2 separate regions of the Mus musculus genome follow, and region 1 is linked to region 2. The links are chromatin loops, found by intact Hi-C in ENCODE. Cell type or tissue: heart. All regions are shown on one strand. Links, peaks and the distances in the headings refer to the core of each region. The heading gives the core; the rest is flanking DNA.

Region 1 (16,060 bases), core at 3,295-11,294, 280 kb after region 2:
CAGAAGTTTCAGATCCAATGCCTTCTTTTCCTGAGGTGTTCTCATTTGCTGACTATGATGTATAAATTCTAGTCATAGCTGTTTTTCTGCTTCAGAGGCATGTGGAAAGTTACTGGAGGCAGATTCCGTGATGTGAGGCAGGTCTTCTACAATGATTACAATAAGCACCTCGGGTGATTCTTTCTGGTGTGTCAGCGAGGTCTCTTTGGTGTGACCATCCTAGCTCTAGAACATTGACTGTTGGCAGCAGGGGACAAGGGTGTGTGGTGGTTATTATTTTTATCAGGTAGGGACATTTGTTTATTTTTTTTTTCAGACAAGGTCTTATGTAGTGACCCAGATAGGCTTCAAACTCATTGTGTAGCTAAAGATAACCTTGAACTTCTGAGCCTTTCTTCTCTATCTCTGAGTGTTAGGATCACAGGCATGAGCTATAATGATTGGCTTCATATAGATAGCTTAAAATGTCATAAAAAAAGCAGGGGGACCAATCTTACTTTCGGTTTTTTGTTTGTTTGTTTTTTGTTTTTTCAAGACAGGGTTTCTCTGTATAGCCCTGGCTGTCCTGGAGCTCACTTTGCAAACCAGGCTGGCCTCGAACTCAGAAATCCGCCTGCCTCTGCCTCCCGAGTGCTAGTGGATTAAAGGCGTGTGCCACCACTGCCAGCCAATCTTACTTTCATGTTGTTCTGCTTGCCTGTCAGTAAAGACCAGCATCCAAAATATTTGAGTGTATCTATGTCATTGCTGTCCAATAGACTTTTCTGCCCTGTTGGAAATGACCACTCCCAGATAGCAGCTAGTGTCACATGTGCTAAGTAAATGATAGCATGACTTTCTAGTTTAATGATGTGTGTGTGTGTGTGTGTGTGTGTGTGTGTGTGTGTGTGTGTGTGTATCCAAGTGTCTTCTATTGCTCTTCACCTTACTTTTTGAGACAGAGTCTCTCACTTTACCTGCAGCTCACTGATTCAGCTAGGCTGGCAGGCCAGTGAGCTCCAGAGTTCTGTCTGTCTGCACCCCTGCCTGCTAGCACTGGGGCTGCAGATGTCCACCACATTCAACTTGTAATAGGATCTGGGGATCAGAATTCAGGTCCTTATACCTGAATGAAAGGCAATTAATTCACTGAACCATCTTACCAGTCCTTAGTTTAATTTTAGTGGATTCACACTTAAATTTGAATAACCACATGAACTCATGGCCACCATTTCCCCCATCTTTTACCTAGCGCCTCCAGCCAGGCTCACCTCCTAAAGTTTCTAGGACTTCCCATAAACAACACCACTTGCTGGAGCCCATGTATTCAACTACAGTTTTCTGTGGGGCCTTTCACATCCGAACTATTCCAAGAGAACTGCATTCATTCCTCTCCAAGGACGGAGTCCTTAAGGATCCTGTCCCTCCCTACAGGGGACACCAAGCTTCCAGCTGGGCTGACACACTCAAACTCACATAGAAAGTCTATCTTTTCTTAGTTTGCTTGGCTATATGAACCACTTTGAGTGCCATGGGTCTAGAGAATAGATGTGAAATATTGTATTCCATGCATTTTTTTACCAGTTTTTCTCTCTTATTTTTCTGAACATAGAGTAAGATAGAATACATATATATATAATTATTTATATAATAATAATAATTATTATTATTATATAAAGTATGTATAGTTCTTCTTACAGTATATAAAAACTAAACATGACAAAAATTCCAAATAAGGACTGATTTAAAATCAGAAGTACCTGGTCCCCCCAGTCAGGTGAACTGTGGCATTAGGAAAGCTCTTCTACATTTTCCTGCAAACATCCATCTAGGGAAGGATTGATTTTCCCATTAGAAGATAATGTGGACATTGTCTGAATGGTGATGCCCACTGCAGCTAAAAAAAAGACAGACTGTGCTTCACTCAAACTGGCAAATTATAACAAATGGCCATAAGGACACACTTCAGTTGCAATCTCAGTAGCTCAGCATGCCCATTATTTGTGCCTGTCAAGGAACTAGTTTACCTTGTATGAAATAAATACAAAGCGGGATATGGTGGCTTACATAATGTGTTCCTAGAATCGAGGGGCCAGGCAGGAGGGTCACTATGAGACTGAGGCCAGTCAGGGCTACATAGTGAGTTCCAAGTCAATCTGGGCTAGAGTGAAGGACTCTATCTCAAAAAACAAAAACGAGGAACTTTGAGACTGTTCATATAAATATGGTTTTAGTCCATGGTGATCTGATAGGATACATGGGATTATTTCAATCGTCTTGTATCTGTTGAGGCCTTTTTTGTGACTGATTATATGGTCAATTTTGGAGAAGGTACCATGAGGTGCTGAGAAAAAGGTATATTCTTTTGTTTTAGGATGAAATGTTCTATAGATATCTTTTAAATCCATTTGGTCCATAACTTCTGTTAGTTTCAATGTGTCTCTGTTTAGTTTGTGTTTCCATGATCTGTCCATTGATGAGACTAGGGTGTTGAAGTCTCCCACTATTATTGTGTGAGGTGCAATGTGTGCTTTGAGTAAAGTTTCTTTTATGAATGTGGGTGCCCTTGCATTTAGAGCATAGATGTTCACCACAGACTAAGACTGGTCTTCAATAGCAACAAAAACAACAGAAAGCCCACATATACATGAAAGCTGAACAGTGCCCTACTCAATGATAACTTGGTCAAGGAAAAAATAAAGAAAGAAATTAATGACTTTAGAATTTAATGAAAATGAAAGCACAACATACCCAAATTCATGGGACACAATGAAAGCAGTGCTAAGAGGAAAACTCATAGCTCTGAGTGCCTCCAAAAAGAAACTGAAGAGAGCTTACACTTGCAGCTTAACAGCACACCTGAAAGCTCTAGAACAAAAAGAAGCAAATACACCCAAGAGGAATAGATGGCAAGAAATAATCAAACTCAGGGCTGAAATCAACCAAGTAGAAACAAAAAGAACTATACAAAGAATCAACAAAACTGGGAGTAGTTCTTTTGAGAAAATCAACAAGATAGATAAACCCTTAGCCAGACTAACCAGAGGGCACAGAGACAATATCCAAATTAACAAAATCAGAAATGAAAAGGGAGATATAACAACAGACACTGAGGAAATTTTTTTAAAAATCATCAGATCCTACTACAAAATCCTATATTCAACAAAACTGGAAAATTTGGATGAAATGGACAAATTTCTAGACAAATACCAAATAACATCAGATAAACCATCTAAACAGCCCAAGAACCCCTTAAGAAATAGCAGCAGTCATTAGAAGTCTCCCAAACAAAGAAAGCCCAGGACCAGATGGGTTTAGTACCAAATTCTATCAGACCTTCAAAAAAGACCTAATACCAATACTCTTCAAACTATTCCACAAAACAGAAACAGAAGGAACACTACCCAATTCATTCCATTAAGCCACAGTTAAACTGCGTATTCTCCCTTGGAGATGGAATGGTTTCTGTCTAATCAGGAACTTGTCACAATTTCCTTTCATAGAGGAATTCAAAAGAGATATTTTTTCTACTTCTCTCATGTTTAATATACCAAGCAGATTTTAAAAACTGGTTGAGTGCATATTACTTTTAGTTTCAGAAGATATCATGTATATTTAAGAGGCATTTAACTAGTATAAATTATTTTGGTGACTTTAAAAAGTCAATACTGAGTTGTATATTTTAAAATAAATTGTATTAGTTTAATAAAAAAAGAAATATGGTTTTGAATTGTTACATGAATACCTGGATCATCTCTCTCAGTGACCCTCTTTCCTGCGTGTGCTAGGTAAATTCTCTACTGCTGATCTGTACTGTCAGCCCAACCTCTTTCTTTGTAGTGCAATTTGGGCCCCGCATCTATTCTATTCCTTTAGCTTCATAGTAGTTTCAGGGCTGGTTTCCATTTCTTCCCTTTCTTATTTCCCCTCTCTCTTTCCTCCTGCTTCCTCCTTTTTCTTTCTCTTATTGATTGATTGATTGATTGATTGATTGATTCTTTGAGAATTTCACATCATGCACACCAATCTCACTCATCTTCCCTTCCCCACCTACCTGTACCTGCCCTCCACCCTTGCAACCTTCTCCCCCATAGAGAAGAAAATCTCATCGTGGAAGCTGTAGTGTGTCACAGTGTACACCACAGTATTCCCCTTTTGTTCACACTGCAGTGCTTGCAAATGTTGATTGCAATGACTGGTTGGTCTGGCACGTAGCCTCTGGCTTCTACTACTCTATCAATACTGCAACCTCCTCTGGGATATCCTGTTGTTGCCCTGTGTCATGGAGATCCTGTAGTTTTGGATCTGTAGGACTGACCCCTTCATACACTATAGAAACACATTGATTGAGTAGATATTGGGGTGGGTCAATTCAAAGCCTTGGATCTGGGCCTGAGAGGTATCTGAACAGGTCATCTCACTGGTTCTCTCACTCTCCCACTCTCAGGGTGGCTCATTGGGAACCCCTGCAACCAGGGACAGCTCTACCCTACTGCCCAGGTGGTGCAGCTAGTGAGGCACATGGCCAGTTCTTCCATAGATGGTAAGGGATGAGAGAGGGAGGAGAGTGCCTCTCCCTCATCTGCACCAACATCCAGTAGAGAAGAAGCAGAGCGAGTTCTCCTGGGCTCACGCCCTTGGGACTGCTCACCTGTAACACCCACATCCAGGGTTAGCTCTATTATGCTGCCCAGACAAGGTGTAGGGACTGCTCTTCCAAGTGCTGCAGCAGGTGAGGAGCAGGGCCAGCTCTCCTGCTTTCATGACCCCAGGGCTAGCTCTCCTGTTTGCAATAGGTGGCAAGGAGCAAGGGTGAGGGAGGGCATCTCTTCCTCATCCATGATACATGTGACAAGTGGTAGGGACAGTCCTTCGAAGCTTGTGTCCTTGGTTGGTTCATCCATAACGCCTACAATGTGCCAGGCCAGCTCTCCTGAGTATTGCAGCTGGCTAGGGGTGGGGTCAGCCCTCCTGCCTTCTGTGCCTCCAGGACCAACTCTCCCATGATGCTAAGGTGAGGGGTGGGGCCAGTTCTGCACATTTCTCAGACTTCAACATATCCCTGGGCAGCAGCCCAAACACTGACATCTGCCTGGCCTTTGGTGGTAACAGACCTCTCCTGCTATAGGGCCACAGACACAGACATGGCCCCCAGTGGCAGCACAGGCCAGGACCCCACTGTGATCCCACATGGCATCACCAGCTACTCATATCAGGCTGTTTCTCACTACCCTCAAGTCTCCAGTTCTGCCTTTCTTCATTGTGCCCACGTCCTTCTGTTTCTCTTTTTCTTCCATCTCTCTACCACGTACTTGCTCCTCTTAGTGGTGCCTGGGGTCTCTGAGTGTCTAGGATTATCTCAGGAGTGGTCTCAGGAGTGCCATGTCCCACTCATGCATTATAGTACTGAGCAGGGGTCATGCTGGGCAGGATCTGCTCCCCCAGCCCCAGCCTTTGCACTCAACTTGTGGTCATCTCAGGCTAGATCCCTGTCTGGGCTGCATGGCGTTGGTCTGGTGGTCATCTCTGGCTTGCTCCTAGCCCAGCCTGACTGAGTGCCCCCATGCAAGGGTCATCTGTCTCAGGCTCACTCCCATCTGGGACCTGAGGTCCTGGGCAGGGTTCTTCTAGTTTCCCACTTGCTCTCAGTCCTGGGAGCCTATTTGGGTCTGCATGGCATGGGACTGATGTCGTTTCAGGCTAGCTCCTTGTCTGGGCCCCTTGGTGCCAGTCTGGTTGTCAATTCAGGCTTGCTTCCCGCCAACCCCCACGAAGGGAGTCTTCAGCTATGAATCATTCAGCAGTTCACAAGCCTTAACACTGAGTATAGACATACTTCTCTGCCACCTACTGATGCACAAGTGACACAGCAGCCATATTTGTAAACCTCTAGGAGCAGGCTTTTTGTTTACCTTATAACCATAGCTAGCTTGAAACTTATGTTAATCAGGCTGGCCTGGAACTAATATAAACTTACCTGTATCTGCTTCTGCTTCTGCCTCTGCCTCTGCCTCTGCCTCTGCCTCTGCCTCTGCCTCTGCCTCTGCCTCTGCCTCTGCCTCTGCCTCTGCCTCTGCCGAGTGCTGGGATTAAAGACATGTGTTACTACACCTGACCTTATTTTTGCTTTTGGAGGCAAGATCTCACTACATAGCCTTGATTGGCCTGTACTTATTATGTAGCCCAGGTTGGCTTTCAGTTTAAAGCAAGCTTTCTGTCTCTCCTTCTTGAATGATGAGATCACAGATCAGCATGACCATATATGGCCAAACATTCTTAATATTCCAAATAATTATGGCTCTTTCTTTCTTATGTTTGTTTTGAAGCAGGCCTCATGTAGTCATGGCTAGCATCGAGGTTCTGATATCTCCACCTTTATGTCCTGAGTGCTGGGGTTAGAGAGGCAGAGTCACTATGCAGGGCTTCTCACAGGCATTTCTAACCTCGGTTCTGCTTTTGTTTCCTTTGTTTATGTTCAAAACAGTTGACTGTGTGTCATTTGTCAAGTTCAGTTGCACAGTGACGTTTCCCCCTATTCCAGAACATAAGAATCACTCTGGGTACTGCCTGAGATGCAGCCCAACAGTGTGTCATAGCCCATCAGCCCTAACACCAAACAGTGGGAAGAGTAAGCTGGGCTTACTGGGATACTGGGAAGGCCTGTCATCACTTGCAGAATGTTGCCTTGGTGATAACTGGTGTAGAAAAAGATCATTGGAAAGAGAGGCCCATCGGTCTTGCAAACTTTATATGGCTCAGTACAGGGGAATGCCAGGGCCAAGAAGTGGGAGTGGGTGGGTAGGGGAGTGAGGGGGAGGGTATGGGAGACTTTTGGAATAGCATTGGAAATGTAAATGAAGAAAATACCTAATAAAAAAAATCCTGAAAAAAAAAAAAAAGAAAGAAAGGATGCTTTTGCAGCAGGAAGTACCCTGTCTTCATTAGGGTTTCTATTGCTGTAAACAGACACCATGACCACGGATACTCTTATAAAGGAAAACATTTAATTGAGGCTGGCTTACAGCTTCAGAGGTTTAATATGTTATTGCCATGCTGAGAAACATAGCAGCATGCAGGCAGACATTGTGCTGGAGAAGGAGCTGAGAGTTCTGTGTCTTGATTGGCAGGCAGAAGTAAAAGCCCAACTAGGCCTAGCTTGAGCATATGAGACCTCAAAGCCCGCCTCACAGTGACATACTTTCTGCAACAAGGCCATACTTCCTAATAGTGCCACTCCCTTTGGGCCAAGCATTCAAACATATGAGTTTATGGGAGGCACTCCAATTTAAACCACCACATACCTTATGCTGGCTGATACACGGTAGAATTGCTTAAGCAAAGGAAACTTCACCTGAGGAACTACATCCACCAGATTAGCCAGTAAGCAAGGCGGTGGGAAATTTCTTATTATGATTGATGCGGACAGGCCCAGCTCACTGTGGGTGGTACCACCCTTGGGCAGGTAGTCCTGGGTTGACTGACAAATACTGTATAACAAATCACCAACACTGGGCATGAAAAGCCCTCTTTTGAGTTGTGTGCTAATCAAGGTTGTGCAAAAGAATCCCAAAACATACAGCCAATTGCTATGGCCTTTGATTGCTCCGTGGCCAGGCATGGTCTTGCAGGTCTGTGACCACACCATTCAGGAGGGAGAGGTAGAAAGATTGCCTTTGGTTGCTCTAGGAGGTGGAAGGAAAGTCCCTATTGATAAAGTCCCTGTTGCTTCAGAAATTGGGCCCAGTGGCTCCTGAACTGGAACTACTTAAATGCCTCCTCCCTAAGGCCATGTAAGCTTCCAAAGGAGGGAAGCAACCGCAGTCCTAACCACCTACGTATGACGTCTATCAACTACAAGATCTGACTTTCCTGGCTGCTCATTTTCCTACGTTACAGCTCAGGACTGACACCCAGTGGCTTGTGAGAATAAAGCTCTCCAAATGCATTTCAAGTCTGCAGGAATGGAAGTTCCTTCCTTGTTAGTGAAAGTTGTAAAACTTCCTATTCAGAAATGAAAAGAAGAATTCCCCTTCTGGGAAATCAAGAAGCCTTCTACCACTGACCCATATCCTCAGCCTAGCCTTCTCAGAGAGCTGGGTTTAGCCACTATTTTCTGCTAACCAGGACAGCCCTGAAAACATACATACAGGCAACATTATATATATGAATACATATGACTATATGAACAGATATAATATATTATATTCCTAAATATAACCTGCTTGTTTTTTTATATATATACATGTATGTGTGTAACAGCAATTAATGGAAAAGAGGCTAAGAATGTGCAGGAAAGCAAGGAGGGGTATATGGGAGGATTTGAAGGGAGGAAAGAGAAGGTAGAAATGTGTGATTATACCATATCAAAAGTATTCTGATTATTACAGAATTGAGAACTATGAACCAGTGGGAAATTTTCAGTTGCACTGTTGTAACTGATTTTTTAAATTTAGTTAGATTTTTTTTCATTATCTAGTCCTTGGTCCATGGACATTTAGGTTGTTTCCATTTTCTAGCTATTGTGAATAGAGAGGCAGTGAACATAATGGAGCAGCTATCTGTGGAGTAGGATGTCTGTCCTTTGGGCATATGCTAAGGCTGGCATAGCTGGGTCATATGGTAGATTTATTTTTAGCTTTTTGAGAATTCTTCTCAGTGATTTTCAAAGTGGCTGTACCAGTTTGCAATTCTACCCATAGTGAATGAGGGTTCCTGAGGGATATATATATATATATATATATATATACACACACACATATATACATACACACATACATATATATATATACACACACATGTATATATATATATATATATATACATACACACATACATACACACACACACACACACACACACACACACACACACACACACACATATATATATATATATTAGTTTTCTGTTTATATATTTATTTGTATGTGTGGCCTGCAAGGTAGTCCAGCAAGTACAGGCACTTGCCAACCAAGCCTAACGTTTTTAGTTCGAATCCCAGGACTCACACGTAGAAAGAAAGAAATGATTCTCACAAGTTGTCTTTTGACCACCACACTTATGCCATGTCACAAGCATCCATCCATACAAATAAGTAAATGTAATGCAATTGTTTTAAAAATAAAGCTAAAGGCCAGATTCTGTCTACAAAGTGTAAATACACTTTTTTTAAACAAATGAAGGCTTGGAAAATCATGTGTGTTCAGAAAACGCTTCCTCTAGCACCATGATGTGCAGTCTACTGCCCATCATTGGTGGCAATGCCAGGTTTGCTTCAGTGTCAGGTGCCTGCACTTGCAAACTTCATTTCATTAAGAATTATATGTGGCCCTCTCTCCTTTCTGCCACCGCCATGCCATTTAGACTGAGGAAGGCCTCAAAACTCCAGGGCCATGTGAGCCACGGCCACGGCCACATCGGTAAGCACCGCAAGCATCCAGGAGGCCGAGGAATGCTGGAGGCAGGCATCACCACAGGATCAACTTTGACAAATATCATTCAGGCTACTTTGGGAACATTGGCATGGGGCATTACTGCTTGAAGAGGAACCAGAATTTCTGACCAACTGTCAACTTGGATGAATTTTAGACACTGGTCAGCGAGCACACACGGGTCAATGCTGCAATAAACAAGACTGGAGCTGCTCTCGTCACTGATGTTGTTCCAATCATGCTACTACAAAGTTCTGGGGAAGGAAAAGCTCCCTGAGCAACCTGTCATCACGAAGACCAAATTCTTCAGCAGAAGAGCTGAAGAGAAGATGAAGGGTGTTGGAGGTGCCTGTGTTCTGATGGCTTAAAGTGACCAAGGGGTGGGGGTTAATTAAATGCTAACGTTAAAAAAATTATATGTGTATGGCTCTTTTGTCTGCATGTAATGTTTGTGTCCCACATGTATGCCTGGTACTTAAAAAGGATGGAAGATGGCGCCATATCCCCTAGAAATTGGGTGAGGGGAATAGAACCTGGGTCTTTTAGGAGAGCAGCCAGTGTTCTTAACTGTTGAGCAATCCTTTCACTATCCCTGGTCAATGAAAAATGTTTGAACTGGGTCTAACTGTTACTCAAGCTAGTCTCAAACTGCTCAAATGATCCTCCTGCCTCCGTCTCCTCAGAGGCTGGAAAGACAGGCTCCTTCCTACAAACCTGGTTTTGCAAACGTTATTATCTCTTCATCTGAAATACGAAACAAAACAAACAAAACAAAACAAAAAACAGTGTTTGTTTTGGAACAACAGTCTAAACACAGACATCAGAGCCTCCTTGTAGACTTAAAAAACCTTACATTTATTTACTTTGTGTGCATGTGTGTGGATGCACACATGACATGGTCCACATATGAAGGTCAGAGGACAACTTGTAGGAGTTCTTTTGCATGTTTTTCATTCATCATGTCCTACTCTAGTCTTTGGGCTTGGCAGCAAGTCCCTTAATCTACTGAATAGTTTCCTTGGTACCTTGTGAGCTCAATGTAGTGTTTTCATTGTTTTCCATTTGGTAACCTTAGCAACCACAAGCAAGGTTAAGCATCAGACGTGGAAGCAGAAGCTCCACTGTGCACGCTGGGAGGGTCTGGTACTTCCCAGAGATGAGGCTGAATATCATTAAAATGTCACTTAAGCGACTTAGTTCAGAGGTTTCATTTAAAAATCATTTAACCGGGCCTGGTAGCTCTGGCGTGTAGTCCCAGTTACTCAGGAGACGGAGACAGGAGGATCATGATGTGTTCATGCCTGGGCAAGGTGGAAGAGAGCAGGTTCAAAGCTAGTGTCTTAGTGAGGGTTCCCATTGCTGTGACCAAGAGTTCCAAGACAACTCATATAAAGGACAACATTTAATTGGGGATGGCTTACAGGTTCAGAGGTTCAGTCCATTATCATCAAGGCAGGAGCCTGGCAGCATCCAGGTAGGCATGACTTGGGAGGAGCTGAGGGTTCTACATCTCAATCTGAAAGGTGCTAGGAGAAGACTGTCTTCCAGACAGCTAGGAGAAGGGTCTCAAAGCCCACCCCAAAAGTGACACACTTCCTCCCACAAGGCCACAGCCCCTAATAGTGCCATTCCTTGGGATGAGCATATTCAAACCATCACATTCTATTCCCTGGCCCCCATAGGCTTGTTCAAACACATGAGTCTATAGGGGCCATACCTAGCCATAGGATAATGTAAAATACATTTAGTCCTACTTCAAAATTCCCCACAGTCTATCACAGCTTCATCAATGTTTAAAAGTCCAAAGTTCAAAATCTCTTCTGAGATTCATATAATCACTTCACTGCAATCCCCTATAAAATTAAAATTAAAAAGCAGATCACATGCCTCCAACCTCACAGGATATATATTACTACTCCAAATTGTCATAGTGAGGAAATACTGGACCAAAGCAAGACCAAAACTCTGAACTCTGTATCTCCATGCCTGATGTCAAAGCACTCTTCAGATCTCCAACTCTTTTCATCTTTGTTGACTGCTGTCAGCAGATCTGACATTCAGCAGCAACAAACGTCATGCTCTTGGGCTGGTTCCACTCCCTGTTAGCTGCATTCCTCAACAGGTATCTCATGGCTCTGACATCTCAAATATCTTGGGGTATCCAAGGCAACTTCAACTTTACAGCTTCTTGTTCCAAAGTCTGGGATCCACTCATAATGTTCTGGTCTCCTCTAAAGGGCTGGCGTCACTTCTGTCTTCCTTAGCACTCTAGGCTCTGGTTGACTCCCCTCCTTTGTTGCTCCTGTTCTTTCTGATCATCTCCAATTTGCTGGAGTCTTCCACTGCAACCAACCTTCACCAACAGCCTCAATAGCTTCATGGTGCCGAGCCTCAACTTCTTTCCAAGACCCCTTTGGTCCTGGGCCATCAACTGCAACTAAGGCTGCACTTCACCAATGGCCTTCCCTGGCCTCTTACAGCACCAGCTGCCCTCTATCACTTCTTTATGACTTCAAAGCCAGTACCAGCTGAATGATTCTTAGGCATTCCCAAGTCCAGCTGCAGCACAAGGTACAATCTTGGCTATTCCTGGAACACAGCTTCATTTTGTGCTCTCAGAAAACACTAGAAGACTCGTCTTCCAGGCAGCTAGGAGAAGAGTCTAAAAGCCCACCTCCAAAATGACACACTTCTTCCCACAAGGTCATACCTCCTAATAGTGTCACTTCCTGGGCCAAACATTCAAATCACCACAGCTAGCCTGGACAGTTTAGGGAAACCCTGTTCAAAGAAAGAAGAAAAGAAAGGAAGAAAGGAAGGAAGGGAAGGGAAGGAAAGGGAGGGGAAGGGAAGGGAAGGAAGAGAGGAAGAGAGGAAGAGAGGAAGAGAGAAAGAGAGGAAGAGAGAAAGAGAGAAAGAGAGAAAGAGAGGGAGAAAGAGAGAGAGAAAGAGAGAGAGAAAGAGAAAGAAAGAAAGAAAGAAAGAAAGAAAGAAAGAAAGAAAGAAAGAAAGAAAGAAAGAAAGAAAGAAAGGAAGGAAGGAAGAAAGAAAGACAGAAAGAAAGAAAGAAAGAAAGGAAAAGAGCTGGGGTAGAGCATTTGACGAGTATGTACCCTAGGTTGGATCCCCAGTACTGAATCAATCAAACAACAGCAAAACAAGCAAAACAAAACAAGAAGGAACAAGATCCCGACTGAATGTTCTTCTCTTACCTCATAATCGCATTACTAAAGGGGCAAAGAAGGAACTTGCTGCCAGTTCTAGGTCAGCTGGAATATGAAGTGAAACACTGTCTCATAACAAAAGTAAGCAAACATAACAGCCATCTTTCTTTCTTTTTTTAAAATTTTTTAATTAGATATTTTCTTCATTTACATTTCAAATGCTATCCCAAAATTTCCCTATTACCACCCCCACCCCCTGCCCTGCTCCCCTACCTACTCACTCCCACTTCTTGGCCCTGACGTTCCCCTGTACTGGGGCATATAAAGTTTGCTAGATCAAGGGGCCTCTCTTCCCAATGATGGCCGACTAGGCCATCTTCTGCTATATATGCAGCTAGAGACACGAGCTCTCGGGGTACTGATTAGTTCATATTGTTGTTCCACCTATAGGGTTGCAGACCCCTTCAGCTCTTGGGTACTTTCTCTAGCTCCTACATTGGGGGCCCTGTGTTCCATCCTATAGGTGACTGTGAGCATCCACTTCTGTATTTGCCAGGCACTGGCAAAGCCTCACAGGAGATAGCTATATCAGGGTCCTTTCAGCAAAATCTTGAACAGCCATCTTTCATTCAGGAACTAGTTAGAAGACATCTGTGAACCTTATGCATGCTGAGACAGGGTCTCATGTTAGCCCATACTATAAAAAAGAAAACATGATGGTCCATTTTCAAGGCAGAAGTACCCTGAGTCAGCTCTAGTCTATCTACAGATGAACAGGAAGCACTGGGCACCTACTGGTGCCTTAGTAGTCTAGCTGCTCCTCTCAAACTAGAAATTTAGAACAGAAGTTGACTAACAGTCAAGCTTGTTTGACAATCTTTAGACACCACACATTCCATGCACTCAAATAACTTTAAAATGGAATTTAACATGCAGAGATAACATATTCTCTCAGTCCTTGTTATGAAATAGGCAACGTAAGTGCATAAGTGGAAGATCCAACCAAGAACAGGTAGAAGGCTTTTGACACACTAAGAATCTATAGATAAGACGCAAACATCAGAAAATTCTGATGCACCTTGAGGATCCTGGTGGTTAAAGGTCCGACTGGAGACAATGAAAGGGCAGGCTCTGTTGGAGCTGCAGAGAGTGGGTTGTGTTTACTGTCTCTGCTATTTCTTGGCTCTGTGCTCTGAGCTTTGGTTGCCATTGTTCCTGTTGTTGTGGTTCTAAGGATGCCCAGCTTATGTGGAGGGGCTGAGATTGCTGCTGCTGGAAACCTGGACACACAAGCAAAGGAAGGTAACAAGACAAGAGGACTGGGCTCAGTGTGAATTTCACCCATTATGCTAATAGATAAAATATGTTCTGGAAAGGACTTCCCATTGCTGCATGTATTTCCTATCTTCCAAACCAGAGCTTTGCCAGAGCTTTGCCTCCACTCCAGTCTCATTACTATCATTTCTATGACTACTCTTTAGAGACAGGGTCTCCCTGTGTAGCCAGGCTGGCCTAGATCACAGCCATCTTCTTGTGGGAACCTCCCAAGTGTTAGGATTAGAGGCCTGGGTTGTGCCTAACAAAGTTGTGACTGTTACATGGAAAGAACTTCACCCTGCAGAAAATATCAGGCTAATTTCTTGAGTCAGATGGGGGACCCATGCATCAGAAAACGGTCACTGCCCATCTGGCAAGATGGTCTTGCTTCTTACTGCCTTCTTGAGTCTCAATGTCATGCTTCTTTTAGTGAGTGCAGTATCTGCAACAGGGTAGAAGTAGCTAGATTCATGGCTGCATCACAGAACCTAGAAGGGAACCTTACTTAGCATGAGTTTGGTAGTAGATGTCCCCAGTAGAGCTTCTGTTTGTTCTCAGTAAGGATACTATTGTTGGGAGAAGAAGCAGCTATCTTGTGTTCATGTTATCAGTAATTTGGGGGTTACAACTATTCCCCCCTTTTTTTGGTGACTCCAGAGGCCAATCTTGGACTCTTTATAGGCTTAAATCATCTGTGCTAGCTGGTTGGTACTGGGATCTCATCACCATCAATTGAATACTCCCTAATCTCTGCTTTATATACAGCAAAAGCTTATTGATTATGCATGGCCCGAATGTGAGCAGTAACAGAAGACTTATCAGGGGCCCTGTAATTGTAGAAATGAGGGTAGTTAACCATGGGGAAGTATTAAATAGTGAATGATACCAGCTTTTGGAGTTTTCTCGTTCTTTTTTGGCGCCTCTCTATGCTTTCTCTAACCTTAGCTAGTAATTCTCTGATTATTCCAGAGTGATTTACCTAAAAGCAACATTCTTCTCATAGAGCCGCACACAAGCCTCCCTGCTGCAGGAGCAAAGTCTAACCCTCGTCTGTTCTGAAGAACTGCCTCAGCCAGAGAATCTACATTTCGCTCTAGGTATGCGATGGATTTTTCTAAGTATTGGATGTCTTGATCTATATCTAATTTAAGGCTGTTGTAGTTCTTCTCTTGCAACGTTAGGGCTGCTATCCCGGAGCTAGCCCTGCTCCCAGAATTACAGCCAAAGTTAGGGAAATAGGTTCTCTCTTCTGTCTCATGAGGTCTCCCCCAACATGCCCTATTAGGTTCTTTGGCACTATTTTTTCTGAATAATAGGTTATGCGTGGCACCAACTGAACTACAATACAGAACTCTTTTGCAGTAGGGGAATTAAGGACCTCTCCGTGCACACATGGAGTCAACCCTGTTGAACAGTCCCACCAAGCCTGTTCAGGGGTGGGTGGGTGGGTAGGAATAACCCAGTTTGAATGAACCATGGGGGTTTTTTGGTTACAAAGGTGCTGATGTGACAAGGGAATGTTCCCCAGGCAGGTCCCCTGTCTTGATATGGTGGTCTGCAGGATTAAGGCTGGACCTCTTGGGACCATCTGCATGCAGTGTCTCTCTCAGACTTATTATATCTAGATATAAATCCAACACCTTCATAAAAAGGGGGTCTGGCATTAGAGCACAGCCAGCAGGAGGTGGTTAGCTCTGGCCGGGAGCCGTTCAAAATCTGAAAGGTTTTTAGCATCATTGACCAGAGCAGATCTACCAGCTCTGTGCGATTCAAAAAAGATCCTGGGGCTGGGGACCCCTGCTGGGGGAGGACTTGGGGAGGGGGCAGCAGTCCAAGGACGGGCTTTGGCGCAGGTTTTTTCGGGGCAAGACCTCTTGGTTTAGGGTTTGCCAAAATCCGATTTGGTCCTACAGCCACCCGCAGGGGGTTCACAATTGGTTTTACCACAAGTTTGATGGTGAAGAGGAGGCCTGGACTAATCCCTCCAATGACATGGAGTCATTGACATGGAGTCAGAGGCCCCAGGACCTCTCAGCTTCCCAACCCTTCCCTGTTTCCCTTTGTCTGTAAACCTCAGTAAAACTTCAGACCTGCTCCCCTTCCTGCCAACTGTGATAAGGTCTTCCTTCGACACTCCCCAGGTTTTTTAGCCCTCTAACTGATGTCTCACAC
Region 2 (8,000 bases), core at 1-8,000:
TTGCATATACTAGCAAGATTTTATCGAAAGGACCCAGATGTAGCTGTCTCTTGTGAGACTATGCCGGGGCCTAGCAAACACAGAAGTGGATGCTCACAGTCAGCTAATGGATGGATCACAGGGCTCCCAATGGAGGAGCTAGAGAAAGTACCCAAGGAGCTAAAGGGATCTTCAACCCTATAGGTGGAACAACATTATGAACTAACCAGTACCCCTGAGCTCTTGACTCTAGCTGCATATGTATCAAAAGATGGCCTAGTCGTCCATCACTGGAAAGAGAGGCCCACTGGACACGCAGACTTTGTGTGCCCCGGTACAGGGGAACGCCAGGGCCAAAGGGGGGGAGTGGGTGGGTAGGGGAGTGGGGGTGGGTGGGTAAGGGGGACTTTTGGTATAGCATTGGAAATGTAAATGAGCTAAATACCTAATAAAAAATGGAAAAAAAAAAAAAAAAAAAAAAAAGAAGCTATAGAAGAAAAAAGACAAAATTCCAAAAAAGAGACTCAAAACAGTTAACGCAGCTGGGTGGAGGTTGACGGATGAACTTGTGCAGGCCCTGTGGGCGGGGCTTCATCTCCAGTACCACAAAGCTTCAAGGGAGGGAGGTGAACCGTCTTTAAGCTGAATTTTGAGGAAACTCAACATTTTTCTTTTCCTTTTTCAAAAATTTCCTTTGGTGTGCTGGAGAGAGAACTCAGGTCCTCACACATGCCAGGCCAGCGTTTGACCACTAAGCTATATGCTCATCCTTGGGACTTAGCAACTTCTACTGGTGTTGCTTCCTCCACAGCAGCAACAGTGGACTCAGTAATCAATCCGTTCTAACAGGAGACCCTGACTTTTTTCTTTTGAAATTTAAATGGAGAATATGGGAAAGGACTTTGAAGCCTGGAAAGAGCTTAAGCTATGAACGACATGGGGACGCAATAGGCCTTTACCGGCTCTGCCTGCCACCTGGTCTTTTTGTCTCTTGGTTCTGCCATCTCTAGCCACCTTCAGCATCTCTGCTCAGATTCGCCAGGGCCAGTCCTATCTGGGGACCAGTACTTGCAGGCTTCTACCAAAAGCACAGGGAAGCCAAAGGTGGGGCATACCTTTAAAGCCCCTTGGCTCTCAAGAGTGTATAGCTATGAGCTAGGCAATAACCTCAAAGAAGGCACAGGGGCTGAGTCGGGGGGACCACCAAGGGTTTGGGGCCACCCAGTGCTACACAGAAAATCTGACACCAACCTGAACCACAAAGCGAGTTTGAGGCGAGCCTGTGCTACTGTGTGAGACCCTGTCCCAAAACAACTAACATATTAAACAAAGCCGGGCCTGGGGCAGGGAAGACGAGCCAGGAGTTCGGAATCTGGACTCTGAATTCTTTGGGAATAAATCTTTAGGTGTTACATTTCTAAACACTTTCTTTGTAAGATTTATTTTATGAGTGTTTTCCTTGCATGTGTATGTATATGCATGTGTATGCAACGCCTGTGTATCTGGGGCCCTTAAGAAGACGGCGTCTGGTCCCCTGGAACTGACGTTACTGATGGTTCTGAACCACCATGTGCATGCTAAAAAACGGAACCAGGGTCCTCTATAAGAGTAACAAGTGCCCATAACCACAGAGCCATCTCTTGGGCATCCAGAATTTATATTTCCATCTAACCAACAAGCTATTTTTCTATATCTCTTTCCCCAACGAAGCAAACGTACAAACCCCTTCCTCACCTTCTGTGCACATGCTGCCCTCCGCTCCTGCTTGGCCTTCATCTCGGCCAGCAGGCCGCTGCCCATCACCTGCACATAGCGCCGGCCACCCTGCGGGCTGCCCCTGCTGTCACTGCGCTCAGCCCTGCCAGCTTCCTCTGCTGGACCCTCCTCCAGGGGTTCCGGTGTCTTAATCTCTTCTGTGCGGTCTGGAGCACCATTGTGCTCCGCTGCCTTTATCTCCTTCCTGGTGGTATCCACTGGTGGGCTCCGCATTGCCCCTTTCGGGGAGGAGAGCTCTTCCGTCATCAGGACTGTGGGTGGCCGCTCAGATCTGGACCTGGATTTAATCAGGTTGAGGAAGCCACTCCTCCGAGAGTCCCGTTTTTTCTTCTCATCTCCTTCCCCGAGTTCGTGGGCATCTGAGGAGCGCGAGGATGACCTCCTGCAACCACAGCCAAGTCATAGACAGTGTTGGCTTGGCTATAAAGACAAGTTCCCTGAGAAACTTATCAACAAACAGCCATATCCTGTAGCATTTAAAAGGTTAAGCCTGGGCTTAGAAACACAAAAACTGAGGATCTTCCGGCACAGCTACCAAAGAGGAAACGAAACGCACAGACTATGAGTGAATCGAAGGGAGTCAGGCAGGATTGAAGACAGACTTGTGCTTTGTAAGAATTAAACACTTAACGGTGAACTGTCTTGGGGTATCTTGGGACATAATTTGGCAACTGCTTTATTTAATTTGAGGCACACTGAAAAGGGCTTCCTTGACCATCAGTAATTATTAGGTAATTGGTGAAATCCAACACTTAGTGCTTAATCCTGGCAAATATTTGGATCGTTGATTAAATGGAATACATTGCTGAAAGAAGCAACAATAACAACAACAAAAAGACTCAAGGCCAGGGAGCTGGTAGAGCACTACCTGTGACTCTAGTATTTATGAGATGGAGTAGGAGGGTCAGGAGTTCAAGATCAGCCTTAACTATATGAAGTTCAAGGTTAGTTGGGCTACAGGAGACGCTGTATCTAAAAACAAAACTAGACAGAATAAGCTTAAATTTTGGGATACATTAAAACTTGGGAAGTGGGGAAAAACCAAACCAAAAAAAAAAAAAAAAAAAAAAACCCAAACCAACCAACCAACCAAACAAAAACCAACCAGAATGAATGCCACAAGGGACCAGCTGCTCAAAGCTGGAGACAGGGTCTCCCCATAGCTCCTCAGAAACTCCATCAACACTGGAAAAAAGGATAAATGCAAAGGAAGAACAACAAAAAACCCACACCACCCTGGTGAGAATAAGAACACTACTTGGAAGCCCAGTGAGCACAAAATAGCTTCATGGATCTGAGCGCCTGAAATAAAAACTAGGGGTCCAGGAGCAGCTAGAACCTCAGGGGCTGCAGAGAGCAGAGCATGGTACTTCCGGAAGTGGCCTCAGGGCTGTAGAGGGCAGAGCAGGTGACTTCCTGAAGTGCCCTCTGGGGCTGTAGACAGCAGAGCAGGGTACTTCTGGAAGTGGAAGTGAGTGGGAAGCTTGCACTGGCATGAGCAGGACTGGCTGAAAGCCAAGATTCACTGAGTGTTATTTCCACTTTTCAAGCCACCGGGTCAACAATGCCCAGCCTATCCCAAACTCATGGCTTGCAGGGTGAACCAGAGAAACAGTGCAAGTGAGGGTATGTGACACAGCCAAGCCACAAAACAGAAATATAAGCAAAATGTGACAGAAGTGGGACATTTAAGGTTAAACAGCACAACATGAGAATAAGAAACCGGGAGAGAGGAGGAGAGAGTGAATAGATTAACAGGAAACAATGGATTGGATAAAAGATGTTTAACAGAAAGTGTACTGAGGAAACAGAAGAGATTTACAAAAGAAACAATTCAAGACCCAAAGAACCAATGGGCATGATTTTGAGAGTCACTTTACGTGATATGTGCCAACAAACTGCAATAGCAAAACTGCACCCCCGCTTTGGAATACAGCACCATAAAACTTTGGTGTCCAAGAATACAAAAATGTTTCCAGAGAAGAGGAAACAAAACAAAACAAAACAAAACAAAACAAAATCATGTCACAAACAAAGGATCAGGACTCAAGATGACACTAGGTTCTTTGGGGAAAATTCTAGAAGTTAGAAAATTAAGGAGCAGTGTTTTCAGCATTCTAAAGCAAAATGCTTTACACAATTCAATACCCAGGAATATGATCAGCTAAATTGGGGGGTCTTAACGTTATAGAAACACATTGTTAACACTGCTTTCTTAGGAAGTAACCACTGGAGGCACTCCACCAAAACAAGGGTGAGACTCTGAGAAACGGACAAGACTCAGGGAGGTGGTGAAGGGAATTCACTTACAGAGGATGAAGGAAATGCCTCCTCCCCTGCCCCCATGCCAGAGCGCTGGGACCTGCGGGGCACAGGTGTGAGATGTGTCCACAAAGCCCAGATGAGAGTGGACTGAGAGATGTGTGCTCTCACAGGAGATTTAAGGAAGGGAATAAAGGAGAGCACTGTGGGGGAAACTAAGTAAACAGAAAAGGATGAATTTCAGAGGAGACAGCATCTATACCAGAGGACATGTGACCACGGCATACCACGCACAACAAGGGTAGTAAATACAGGGCTAGAATGAAGCACACTGAAGCAACCACTGAATAATTAGCTAATAAAAATTATCATATAATTAAATGAAGAAAGTTAGGGAGGGGAGAGAAGGGGAGGGAGAAAGGGAAGGAGAGGGAGGAAGGGAAAGAGGAGAAGGAGAGGAAGAGAGAGGGAATTCAGCAGGGTCAGAGAGGATGCACTACCATCCTCTGTAGTCAGATGTTGACAGAATTACGACTGAAAACTGAAAACTAGGGATGAGAAGTATTCTTAGGGAAAGTGGGAGCCAAGTAAACAGTTAACGGAATAAACAAGTTGCTTATAGGGAACAAGAAGTGGAGAAAGAAAGGTGGTTTTTTTTTTTTTTTTTTTTTTTAGTTCAAGCCTTGTAATTTACTTGACATTTAAAATTATGAACAAGTAACACAGACTTCAAGCTTTCTTTACACCAATTTATGATGTTCTACCTAATGTCTGACAGCTTATTTTTATAACAGAATGTAATTTAAAAAAACACAACTTTTTGTGGGTCCCCTTGAGAGTTGATGAAAGGTGAGCCATGGGGTCCTTGCTCTCAGAAACATGATCAGAATTCTAGACTAACATCTTTGAAGAAAACAGATGTTACATATTACATATCACCCAGATATCTTTCAAAGACAAGCAGAGAACAAAATTGCTGGTCAGGAGAGGAAGTCATGGTGGGGCAGATGGGACAGAACACTTGGTCCACATCCATGGCTCACCCATTTCCCAGTAATACAGTTCTAAGTTGAACAGCTTAGCAATGGCATCTGTAATCACACAGTGTCACGACAGCCATTTTGATGTGTCTATCAGCAGTGACTGTAGGCCAAGAACTATGGTAGCCTGTACTAAAATTCTGACATTCCTGAAAGTGGCAGTGTACCCCTGGAACCCCAGCATGCGGGAACCTGAGGCAGAGGGTGACTGAGAGTGTACATTTTTCCTGGGCTGCTTAGTGAATTCCAGACTAGCATGGGATACAGTGTAAAACTGTCTCAAAAAATAAAATAGCAAGGCAAACAATAATAAAAACAAAGCAAACAACAAAATATAGAATAATAAAAGACTTTGAAGCAATAGGGGGAAAAAAAAAACAAACCAAGTCCTGGGTATCAATTGTGAGCAGAACTCTGAAGCGGCAGCGATGCATCAAGAGGGAATTCTCCATCTTGCACTGTTTGTGTTGGTGTTTCTTAGCTCTTTTAAGTTGAAAATGTAGTCCTCTAATCCTTGAATTCTAAAACAACCAAAACCCAAGCAAACTCTTGAAGGATTATACTGCAGATTTGTATAGAGGGGGAATAAGAAAAGAAGAAAAGAAAAAAGAAGAGGCATGGAGCCAGCAATTGGCGTGATTTAATTTGTGAGAATGAAGTATTATTTAAAACAAACAAACAAACAAACAAACAAAAAACCCCAAAAAGCTATCCAAGAATAAATGACATATTGGTGGGTTTTTCTGCCAAGTTATGCTATGTTAAGCTGCAAGACCGGTGTAAGAGACGCCCGATAATTAGCTGCTAAAGCTTACAAGCGTCTCTAAGCTCCAGTGTCATGGATATGAGAGTTAACTTATTTCCACTCTGCCATCCTGCAGAGCACAGATAAGACCCATCAACCCACAGCCCAGGCAAGCCCTTCCCCAGCAATCCCGCCTGCCAGCCCTTGGCTGTCGGCAAGGTTTAATACATTCTGAACTTCATCTCCAAGGTGAAGCAGCATTCTTCACAAACATAATCGAAGCTCAGAGTGTGTTCTGGGATGTATCAGCTTTTAGTTACAGATTTGAATAACTTCAGAAAAATCATGTATAAAGACAGAAGGGTTTTAAGGTGAACAGAACTTTTTTTTTTTTTTTTTTTTTTTTTTTTAGTGTGGTCGAGGCAGGATTATATAGCTCAGGCTGGCCTGGAATTTACTATGTTTTCCAGGCTGACTTCAAATTTATAATAATCCTCCTGCCCCAATCTCCTGAGTGTAGGACTGGAAGCAAGTGCCACCATGCCCACCTCCAGTTAAAGTATCATTGACCTATCTTCTAAGGAAACAGCATCCTAGTAACAAGAAAATAGAGGAAAGTCTTCAGAGGACACATTCTTTTACTTTTCCTGTTGTTGTGATCAAAGACCTAGAGATAAAAGCTATTTAAGGAAGCAACGGTTTGCTTGGGCTCACAGTTCAAAGGTACAGTCCGTGATGGAGAGACAGTCATAGGTACAGTGTGAGGTGCACATCTACAGGAGGGAGGGAGCATGCTCAGATGGCTTTCTCCTCTCCATTGAGTCTGGGACTGGATGCAATATGGCTGCCAGTAATCGGGCTGCATCTGTCCATCTCAACGGACCTCATCTAGATAATGTCCCACAGGCATGCCCAGAGGCTTGTCTGTGTACTAGGTGATCTAGAGCTGTCAATACCAACACAACAGTGTAAGTTGGAGGGTCCAGCACCATTTCTCCTGCCATTTTACTGCCCAGCCTGCCAACAGATCAAACTATGAACAAGAAATCAAAGGATGCAATGCCAGTGTGTGATGCTCACTGCCCTGAGACGGAACCTTCCAGATGACTAAGGAAAGCCCCTGGCCCAACAGATGTGTGGCTTGGATGTGATGGGTGGGCACTGCTATGGGACAGGTCTCACAGTTCTTCTTTCAGCAGGCTTGTGAGAAGAGCTTGAAATTAGAATTTCTAACAAGTTCCCAAGCAACAACAATGATACTTTGTTGGAGAACACGTTTTATAAAATTCAACCAAACAGCCAATCTCTTGAATGAGACTGTGATGCCTAGACACATTATAACCATTAGCTGCTTGAATGTGAACGAAACACTGTTTTTAATACATGACTGGAAACTTACTTGCAATCCATTTTAGTCACCTTCTTGGTGAAAAACTCATCTACCCCTTCATCCACTCTGCCCATGAGGCCATTCTGTTCTCCATCCTGGGGCAAGATGCTGATGGTACAGACCTGCAAGAGAAACATGACTTCACTCCACAGTCAAGTCAATGTGCCTTCAGTTTTGCCGCACTCAACAACCTACAACATGGCCACGATTCATTACAATAGGGATCATGTGATTTTCAGGAACAGAGGCCAGCTGTAGAGCCATAGCCTAGTGAGGAAGAAACCAGTTTACAGACAAGCTGAGCGTGATGTTGGTACCTGTGGGGCACAGGCTTCGATGACGTCAGGCATGTTTAACGTGGTATAGCTGTAGAGGGGGACAGGTTTCAGGACAGTCTGTTAGTAGCCCTGGCTGGCCTGTATCTCATTATGTAGATCAGGCTAGGCTAGCTTTGAACTTGCAGCAGCCCTCCTGCTCATCAGTGTTGGGATTTCACCATGTCCACCCTAGAAACAGGTTTACAGAAGGCACTGTAAACAGGGCCTGGTGGGTGATCTGTATGACTGGACCAAACAGGCTGTGAAAAGTTCATGTCTGCAAAATGCTACAAAGGAAAAAGACAACTATAATCTTAGTACTGGGGAGGCAGGGGGATATCTAGGAGTGACTTCCTTTAGCTGCTGCGCCAGTTTTTCCTGCTTTGAGACAGAATTTCTAGCTATCCCCAGAGGTCTCTGGTAGTATGGAGAGAACAAAGGCTCCAGAGATGGAAAGTATAAAGTACAGCTCCCCTCAGGAGCAGCTGCTT

The links. Hi-C counts contacts between places; a loop is a spot of excess contacts. Peaks named below come from ENCODE experiments on the same cell type or tissue, not always from the same donor. Only the 100,000 strongest peaks of a DNase experiment are listed, where the experiment ranks them.
Region 1: a loop joins it to region 2, with 2.6 times the contacts of the local background. A loop is called at or near these places in 2 of 42 quality-filtered maps.

Annotation. Positions count from the first base shown.
Region 1 is chr13:24,310,974-24,327,033 of GRCm38, forward strand. It overlaps the pseudogene Gm23340 and the pseudogene Gm11341. Among named protein-coding and RNA genes, the nearest start is that of Cmah, 8.4 kb to the right of the region's middle. In heart, for the core only: CTCF peaks have their summits at 5,831 (motif pointing left) and 7,912; no DNase peak of the experiment used is centred there; H3K27me3 peaks cover 901 bases.
Region 2 is chr13:24,034,472-24,042,471 of GRCm38, forward strand. It overlaps Carmil1 (capping protein regulator and myosin 1 linker 1), which reads right to left. Exons shown (of 38, transcript NM_026825.3): 33 at 7,202-7,314; 34 at 1,714-2,137. Among named protein-coding and RNA genes, the nearest start is that of Scgn, 47 kb to the left of the region's middle. In heart, for the core only: no CTCF peak of the experiment used is centred there; a DNase peak (open chromatin) is centred at 3,200; H3K4me3 peaks cover 565 bases; H3K27me3 peaks cover 361 bases.